2 separate regions of the Homo sapiens genome follow, and region 1 is linked to region 2. The links are chromatin contacts, found by Hi-C in ENCODE. All regions are on one chromosome and are shown on one strand. The core of a region is the stretch at or near the end of the contact, and the rest is flanking DNA. Distances in the headings are between cores, read along the strand shown.

What was found. Hi-C counts contacts between places; a loop is a spot of excess contacts on that map. Pooled maps may share reads with other maps.
Region 1: a pooled map shows a loop between it and region 2 (2.4-fold over the local background). The contact joins two enhancer-like sites. A Hi-C loop is called at or near these places in 3 of 168 maps with a recorded cell type or tissue (CD4-positive, alpha-beta T cell, CD8-positive, alpha-beta T cell and endothelial cell of umbilical vein) and 9 of 50 pooled maps.

Annotation. Positions count from the first base shown.
Region 1 is chr13:107,200,908-107,205,923 of GRCh38, reverse strand. All of the region lies in intron 2 of NALF1 (NALCN channel auxiliary factor 1), which reads left to right. Among named protein-coding and RNA genes, the nearest start is that of SNORD31B, 120 kb to the left of the region's middle. Within about 2 kb of position 3,148, at least 3 of the 41 ENCODE cell types and tissues checked have a DNase peak (open chromatin) inside an H3K27ac peak, as active enhancers do.
Region 2 is chr13:102,899,155-102,904,118 of GRCh38, reverse strand. No RefSeq gene overlaps it. Among named protein-coding and RNA genes, the nearest start is that of ERCC5, 56 kb to the right of the region's middle. Within about 2 kb of position 1,280, at least 3 of the 41 ENCODE cell types and tissues checked have a DNase peak (open chromatin) inside an H3K27ac peak, as active enhancers do.

The sequences.
Region 1 (5,016 bases), core at 1,899-4,398, 4.3 Mb before region 2:
CCCTCGCCTCATTCCAGAGTCCCCTGGAGAAATCCTTGATTGCTTACCTTTAACAGTGAACCAAGCTGAAGAAAACAGAGGCAGCAGAGGAGCACAGGCTGTGGGTGCTATGGTAACAAACATTAAGAAAATTATCATTTGATTGATAGATAAAATAGACCAGCCATGATTTACTGCTCTCTTACAGAGGGAAATTATTGAAGGAATAAAAGTAAAAGTTGGTCTGCTGGGGGTTACTGACAATGGAGATAAAACATATTTTAAGAATTCTATGTAAATTCTGCATTCCATTTTTTTTCTTTTTCTTTCTTTTTGAGCTGTGACAGGAATAAGGTTATGTTTCTGTCTCTGGGGAAAATACTGTGGGCTGCTGTTGTTCCTTACTTGACAGGCGGTTGAGGCTGCAATGGGAGATGGGCGCCCCCTGGTGGCGACTCTGCGCGCCTGCAGAGAGTCTGAAAGGACGTTCACTGCCTGCAGGCAACGGAAGGGAATAACCTGAGGGGAGGAAATGCATTGATCTACATATTGATCACATTCGAAGGATTTTTTTTTTAAATGTTTGGCATCTCACGGTTTACTTGTGAGTGACTTCACAACTGCAAAAGAAAAAACATTTGCAAAAATCCAGTCCTCACATGACCAGTGAGTTGAGAAAGATTTTTAAAAGACAAAGATGTTCTCATAGGTGGGAATTGAACAATGAGATCACATGGACACAGGAAGGGGAACATCACACTCTGGGGACTGTTGTGGGGTGGGGGGAAAGGGGGAGGGATAGCATTGGGAGATATACCTAATGCTAGATGACGAGTTAGTGGGTGCAGCTCCACCAGCGTGGCACATGTATACATATGTAACTAACCTGCACAATGTGCACATGTACCCTAAAACTTAAAGTATAATAATAAAAGAAAAAAAAAAGATGTTCTCATTAGAGGAAAATTTCAGTAGAAAAAAAAAATACCTCTATAGATTTTAATTTGAACATTTATGCCGTTTCAATTTATTTATTTTCCCCTGCGTATGCGTATGTTCATTTAATTTTTTAAAATCAGGTTTTTTTTTCTCTGAAAACAGAATAATAAAAAGACCAGTGTAGTTATAGCATCATTTAATCTCATACAAAATATTTTAATAAATATGTCAAAGTTTAAGGCAAAAAAGAAACGGGAAGGGAGATGGTATGCCCAGAATAAAATTTAAAAAATGAGAGTAGATTATAAAACCAAGTAAAATGTAGTAACTTCATATGTTCGTGACATCTTCTTCCATTAAAACATTGTACTTTTTGAGGTTTATTTCAGTTAATATCTTTAGGTTTGAGTTCAGATCATTCCTACTTAAGATTACTTTTTCTGAATTCTATATTCATAAAGATCCCAGCAGGTCAAGTTTGCCTTTGGCAAGAGAATGTATGTAGGGAATAGAGGAGGAATTAGGATGTCTGGATTCTGCCAGTAGCTATGAATTTTGGAAAATCGCCCCCACTGTAAGGTCTCATTGCCTCACCTCCACAAGTGGCTAAGAGTACTGAGCCCAGTGCCAGAACACAGTGCCCAGGCCTGCTGACAGCAGAGGCCCGAGCTAGATGGGACCCCATGTAGTCCAGCCTGGTGGTGCTTGCGGAGCGGCAGGCGCAGCTGCAGAGGAGAATGAGGTTTTACGCTTGTCTGTGTGGGGAGAGGAAGACAACCTGCCTCCAGCTCACCTGGGTGACACTTGTTGGAGAGCAGGGAGAGCTTGTGGGCGCCCCTCTCTGCCTCCAGCTCACCTGGGTGATGCTCGTTGGAGAGCAGGGAGAGCTTGTGGGCGCCCCTCTCTGCCTCCAGCTCACCTGGAGAGCAGGGAGAGCTTGTGGGCGCCCCTCTCTGCCTCCAGCTCACCTGGAGAGCAGGGAGAGCTTGTGGGCGCCCCTCTCTGCCTCCAGCTCACCTGGGTGACACTTGTTGGAGAGCAGGGAGAGCTCTGCCTCCCTCTGCCCCCCTCTGCCTCCAGGCATGCTGACAACTGGGCAGGCCCTGCATGAGCTTGCTCACCTCGACAGCCTTTGGGGAAAATTCTAACGTAGTTCAAGTTATCCTTCTGCTTCTCATTGCTACACCTTGCCTGGTCTAAGAGGAGAAATGAAATGCATCAGACCAGGGAGAGTGGAGAAAACCAAGCCAGGAGCACTTGCAGGGACGGGAGTTCAATCAGCCCTGAGAAGTGTCTGTGCTTCAGTGGTGGGTCCTGAGCCAGCTGCCCCAGGGAACCACTGAGGGCCCAGCCTGAGCCATGTCAGGGCCCATCACGATGTCAGGGGGCACCACGGGGATGGAGCACAGCACCTGATGGCTGTCCTTTTTGATGCCATTGAGGGAAGATGTCACTCGCTGACCTTGCACAGAAGTGACACCGTGTCTGGCAAATATTTTCAGGCCCTCTGAACCCTCTGGAAGGAAAGTCACCCTTTGCTCAAGCCAGACTATGCGCACTGCCCTCAGAGAGGCAGTGCCAGCGCCTGCACTGCTGAGCTGGTGAGTCTCTTCTTAGATGGAAGCTGAATCAAAGCATGTAGTGATCTCCTCTACAGCCAGGAGGCGATAACACACACCCGTGACAAAGGTTTCCCTGCATTCAACGTGACTGAGTGAACTTAGAACTACTGACCACACAGTGGCTGTCAAAGCGGGAAGCCAAAGGAAAGATTTGAATTCTGGAATGTCAGTTTAGGAAGAATATGGCCAAGTGAGATTTCCCAGAACAGGTGAAATCTTATTCAATGAGAGTATTTACCTATCTTGTCTGCAAGTAAGACATCTTTGTGAAGATGTGAAGAATTCGCGAATTCTTTGTAAGAATTTATGCCCACTTGGTAGCTGTTCTGGATACTGGACTAATTTGAACAATGAAATTATCCTGTGCAATTATAGATTCAGTCAATCTTAGACAAACCAAAATTACTGAAGTCATCTAGTTTGATGCCTTGAGGATTAACCACTCCCTCAAAACAAGCAATTGCAGAAACAAGAATAGCTCCACATTTCCTGGCTCTTAGTCCAGCATTTGTAGTGGAACAGGAAACGACCAGCCAGCCCATCCTGAAATTCATGTGTAAGCCATTGTTTCCTTGCTATGTACAGCTGGAAAAAGTCAGTCAGTAGGTTAACGGAAGGTGATCACGCCCACAGCCTGCTGTCTTTGCATTGCAAATCTCATTGTTCAACAAACATGTCCTGATTTCTCAACATCACACGTCACATTAAAAATGAATGTTACAAGCACTTTGGAACATAGACATTTTTCTGGTTAAATAAAGAAAAGAAGACTGTCTAGGTCATTGTTCTCAGGAAAATTTTTTGCTTAGATGGCTAATTTTGTCAGATTGGTTAGTGAGATTCTTAGGATGAATACACACACACACAAATAAATTAGTATAAAGGGTAAGAACAGAGCTAAAGTTTCTAAAATGTCTGTGTGAATATTATTATGAATCCAAATCACCTTATCCTTGTGTTATAGCTATTTTATAATATATAATAGATTGTATATATAATATATAATATCTATACCATATCAACATATATTTATATAATTTATACATCATTCAAATATCCAATTTATATATAGATACAATCAAAATAGCTAAATTTCCAGATAATGTAGGTAATAAGTAAGAAATACCTTAGGTTTAAAAACTGAAGACCAATTTGTAAGCAGAACTTTAAAATTAGTTTTAAAGTTAATTCCAAATTAAAAAAAGAAAGAGTGAATTTAATTTAGGCATAGCAGCACTGATGGAATAAATGTGTAAATTCTCCAAGAAGAAAACTTGAAAATAAAAAGTTCAGTTAGGAATAAAACTTCTAGAATGCTATTTTAAGATGATGGTTCTCCGGTTATTATGTTATCATCTGACACTACTGGTTCAGTCCTAAATATGGTATGTTGTACCTTTATTAACCAATTTATGGGGTCAAAAGAGTGACGAACCCAGGCATAGAGAGTCTGAAAATGCCGACCTCGCCACCGAAACTCACTCCTGCCAGAAAGTAAGGCTCATGGCAACCTTCACTAATAGCTCCTCCTTTACGGAATATGTCATTACCTGAGGGAGTGAGGGAGATGTCTTTTTGGGCTTGTCTTAGGGACATTTGCCATGTTTTAGTCTTTTTTTGTGTGTAAGTGGGCTGAGAAAGCCCCAGGAAGTCCACCTTCAAGTACGCGGGAACAAACATTGCAAGGGAAATGAAAATAATTTCAATCACAAGGGAAATAATTGTCCCAAGATAGGACCTGTTGCTCGCTGCATAGTAAATTCTTCTCATAGAGGTCATTTTTTTTTCTTTCTTTTTTTCCTTTTTTGAGACAGAATTTCGCTCTGTCACCCAGGCTGGAGTGCAGTGGCACGATCTCGACTCACTGGAAGCTCCCCCTCGCGGGTTCACACCATTCTCCTGCCTCAGCCTCCCGAGTAGCTGGGACTACAGGCGCCCGCCACCACGTCCGGCTGGTTTTTTGGTATTTTTAGTAGAGATGGCATTTCGCCGTGTTAGCCAGGCTGGTCTCGATCTCCTGACCTCGTGATCTGCCCACCTGGGCCTCCCCAGAGGGAATTTTAAGATGTAGCATTTCATTGTGAACTGTGAAGAGCTAGAGAAACTTCCTTCTGATCTCTTCCAAGGCCTATGATATGTGCCTATACATTGAGAGATATCTATCAACTTATCAACTTATGGATGGGTAGATAGATAGATAGATAGATAGATAGATGATAGATAGATAGATAGATAGATATCAACGTACATGCACATATCATAGACCTTGGAAGGGATCACATGGAAAGGCCAGTTTTTGAGAACTGGAGACAAAAGCCAAAATAGTTCTCAGTCGCCATCTCTTCATTGCAGTGGCGTGTCTGCCGATGTGGTAAATAGGCAATTTCACTGGATGAGTGTTCATTTTCACTCGGTCCCCCTGGCCCCGCAGCTCCAGGGTCCTTAAGGTTCAACCTCAGAGTTACGTCTGATGCCA
Region 2 (4,964 bases), core at 31-2,530:
AAACCAGCCCCCATTTCTCCTCTACTTGGAGAATGTATTTTATAACGTGTGCATAGTGCGCAGGCAAGGGGCGGAATTTAAACAATGTCTAATTAAAGAAGACAACACCACACGTTTATCACATTACATTGTTGTGTATTTACCCCTTGCCGCTTTTGATGCATTTGCATATCATCTTTTATAATTCAATTCACTTGCTTAAATCATTTCTTTTATTTTCACTTATTTATCCAGAAGGAAAAGTTCATTTTGCAGATCACTGGGGCCTCCCAGTGGCGATCATCTGTAATTTCATACTCGAATTTTATTCTGGGATCTCTAGGGTAATGGTATCTAAATCCTTAGAATTTCACCTGCTTGGTAGGAGCATGAAATAGAAGCAAAGCAAGCATTTCGTCTAAGAGAGATTGCATCAGCATCCCAGCTGAAATTTCTTCAGATGTTGGCTTTGACTTCTTGCATTTATCAAACTCCGTATTCAGTCATCTGCTTCGTAGAGACGACAATCGGCAGACTTCAGGCTCTGCTGGTCAGCTCAAAATTCAACCAGGAACGAGGACAATAAAGAGACGATCAGAGAAAAACATCTTGTGATTCTTTTCCTCAATAACCTTGGAGTCTCTCCCTCGGGTTTCCATTTCTACCATCCTGCTTTTGAAGTTGTGCCTGTGCCGGGTAGCCATTTCCCACAAGAAGTTTTAAACACAACGTTTTCCCTCCTCTCCATTCTGGAACATTCAGTGGCTGCCTTGCCTCTGCTCTCCTGTGGCAGTCAGCACCGTCCTCTGCACCTCGTGCTCACAGGACAGACTCTGACATCGTGGCAGCTCTCCGAGCCACCCCCCACCACCACCCCTCACCTACCACCCTGCTCCTGCATCAGCTTACATCCTGTCACCTGTCGGAGTCCTCCAGCCAGGGCTTGCAGCTTACTCTGCAATATCGCCCTCCAGGGACAGAGGTGCCTGGCCAACCTCAGGCTAACAGGCACCAAAGGCCATTTCCACTTAGACAAGCACTTTGCTGCCAAAGATATCGGTGTCCTTCCATTCTCCCACTAGGTCCCTACGGCCTGGTCTTTGGCATTGGAAGGCTGTGCTGCCTGAGTCCATGCGGGCCCTCCCGTTGAAAGATTGCTGAAAGGTGGTTTCCAAGAACTGGTGTTCTCACATCACCCCATGGCTTAACTCTGCTGATTCAGGGAGAGTTCCCGCCTAGTAACAGACCTATAAACATCAGCACCGTTCACAGAATATGGCCACAAACAGATCAGATGAGGTTTTAAAGTTCATCCCCACCCCCTTGGCCTTCTCTGCTGAAAAGTCACCAGAGGGCAGCCCGCATTTCATTCATTTCATTCTTCCTGAGCCGTTGCCCAAGCAAAAGAACAGCATTTGCTTCCACCTCAGCATCTCCTTTATATAATACGGTCTTTCGCTTCCCACATTAGTGTTTTAAGATCAACATACACCTTTAAATTAATCGCTCTAATACGTGCTCAATATTCCTTGCAAAGAAAAACTTAGTGAAGTCTTTGCTGGGTATGTATGTGGATTCATAAAATTCTACTCTTGGAGACATATTATGAACAGGAGTACATTTCTGCAGGCTCATCTCAAGAGTAGCCCACTTAAGCTAATTTGTGCTCAGGTGGCAAACGAAGACAAGGTTTACGAAACTGGATAGCTCCAAATTAGCTAGAATAAAATTAAAATTCGAGATTTCCTTGCAGGGCTCAGAGTGGAAAACTTACACAAGGCCATACTCTGTAAACAGCACAAGCTTTGGTGCCGTAGAGACAGAGGTTCCCATCCCAACAACTGCCACCCATGTGTAACCTGGGAGGAGGCTTATTTCTGTGGAGCCACATCTTCATATATAAATTGGGTTAATGCCGCTAGGGTTGTCAGGATGATTCAGTGAGATGCTATACTGGAAATCTCTAAAAACAGTCCTGAAAGCAGTGACTATTCCACTAATAATGGTTATTACTTCAGCAAAGGTTCGTAGAAGCTACAGTCTTTCCAGCGAGTCATCAGAACAAGTCACTCCTATTTGCCCCCAAAGCTTAGCACACACACTTCCTTCTGCCTAGGACATGTCCCGTCTCTCCTCTCTGCCCTCACCTCCATCTCCTTCACCCAGCTAAACCTTCCCTCAGAAGCCCTCACTGTGCCCTGGTTGTGGGTTAAGCTCCCCCTGCCAGGACACCTAGCACTGATTGGTTTTCATGTATTCCCCCTACCAGGCCATCCCCAGTTCTGCCTCTGCCCATCTGCACTGGGCTCATGGCCTCCGTGAGGACTGGCTCTGTCTGTCTATTCACTATTGTGTCTGCAGCCCCTGCTTGGCACATTGTGGGTTTTCAGTAAATACTGAATAAATAAATGAATGAATGACAACCATTAGAGGCTTCCAAAAGAAGAAAAACTAAAATTCAAGGAAAGTAAAAGGTAGTTGCATTACTTATTCTTTATTCAACTATTTATTATGCATTAATTAATAGTTGCATTCTTATAATTCCCTTTAAGCCTCCTTGAATTATTTCTTAAAAAAATATGAAATCTGTTTCCAAGAGTTCTAGTACTTTGTTCCCCTGACCCCTTGAATGTTGCACAAAATGTTTCCTTAATTTCTTTCCAATACGTGATTACAAAATGTGTTTATTATGTTTTACATCTTCTAATTCTTAAATTGACTATCTATTAATCACAGAGATACTAAGGAATAAGGAAATCCTTGGTAGAAAAGTGTTAATAATTTACCAGTTGCCAACTGTACTTTTACCTCTGCATGCCAGGTAGGTAGAAGCATTACTCATGTTTTTTAATCTAAGAATTTCTTACATTTTTATGGCCTGTCCTTTGGGCTTATTTATGATGGTTTGTGACAAAGAGACAACCTTTGCCATTATGATTTATACTCTACTAACAAATAAAACACAGAAGTAGATAAGAAGCCCAAATTAAATCATGGCACTAGATAAGAACACCCAAATTAAATCATGACACTAAAAATAAAAAAAAAAAAAATCCAGTGGAGGTAATTTAAAATTAAAACAAAGAGTATAGGCATTACAGACTATGGACAATGAGAATATAGAAACTTTCAAAACCTAAACTACAAAATCTAGCATTTGCCAAATAAGTCACTTTAAAAATTTTATACTTATATTTGTAGCTTCATGAAATAATGCCCGGCTATTAAAATATTTTTAATGGCATATTTTAATCTTATTCTGTTTGTGCTTTTGTTTGAAACACCAAGCAATATTTTCTGGTTTGATAAAGTGTTCGTGGTTGGCAGAAGATATTCAATATTTTTCTATGTTTTTTCCATTAATACCATTTATCACAAAACTGACCTGGATATCTGTTATTGCTTTTAGTAATCCCTTGAAATTGCTTGATGGTAAATGCCAATTCTAAAACTTGATTGGATTTCAGGAAAAGACAATTGCCTTAGAAACAAAGAAACAAACAAAGAACAGAGAGGAAAAATCCTGCCTTTGAGCAGGATTTTTGAGAGTAAAAGCATTGCTTATGATAGAGACCAAAGGTTAGTTCAATAGAATAAGCAGTCAACAGTGTATGCCCAGCAATCTAAGTACTACACAGCCATATGCGACCTGAGTAAACACAAATGTCTAGCTCAGGAATCCTTCAAAAAGGAGTTAATATGACTGCAGAACTAATTGATGCTAACCAAGGCACCTAAGACACAACTATCCCGTTAATACTACAGTATAATTATACAGAACGCTGTCTTTGATTTTGTGTGGAACTTGAAAGCAAAGCAAATATTGACACTGGACTTGCAGGTAATATCCTAGACTTAATTTCACATCACAAACTCAAACACGGTGATACCTGGGTGTGGAACTCATTCACAAACCACTTCCAGGCTTCATAAGGAAGATAGAAGGAACTGGGTCCACACACATGCACACTAACACAAATGTCTATAATTTTTAAATTTTGCTGTGCCTGTATTCCTATTAACACTTCTACAAATTATTCACTTGCTCCATTCCCAATTTTATTTCCTATTATGGCCTTATAATTTATTTATGACTTAAAAAAACATATTTTTGACCATTTTTATTTTCTTCACCTACAGATTTCCATGAAAACTAAATTAAAATGAAGTAGGAAGAAGCACAGTATATTAAATTTATTTTAGTCTTATCAATAAGCTTACTTGTCTGATTTACTTAGGGTTGACTTTAATTCTTTTATATCTACAACCCAAGGTCACCAGCTAGTTTTCCAATTTAATACCTGCAAATCTCTTCTTGTATCAAAATTCTACTCAGTAGATGTGTTTCACTTCCAAATGATATTTAGAAATTATTTGTCTGCTCATGTGCAAATGGTGCTACCTAAACAAATGAGACATGGTCTCTGTCTATATAGACCAGGCTTTCACTGAGAAGGCCAAGCTCCTAGACTCTGAGGCCTTAATGAAGAAAAGGAACAGTCCATTCTGTTATGCTTCATCTCTTCCACAATATAATAAGCATCCTATTTGGCTGCAGATATGTTAGGAAGTTACCCAATGTCACCAATTCTTTATCCAAAAGAAAGGGAACAGAGTATGAATACGGAATGAAAAAAACTTTTTTTATAAATTCTGGTAGACAAAAATTGGTACAAATAAAAGAGGCTGTATCATTACATTCCAAGATAGAAGGTTTTGGTGCAGTACTTAGTTTCCAAAGACAGTCGATACGGTCTAGGGAACAGAACTCTCAAGGTTACCTGTGTGTAATTTTAAGCTGCAGAGAATCTCCTGCAGGTTGGGGTGTCTTCTGTGGAGTGATAGCTATTCTGCATTAACCTATATTAAAACCTTGACAATCAGTTAAGTTCATTCTATTGGAAATCCAGAAAGTTACTGAAAGAATTGGACCAAGGTTTTTAATAACATAGTCTAACTTGTCAAAAAGCCAGATAAAAAGGTGC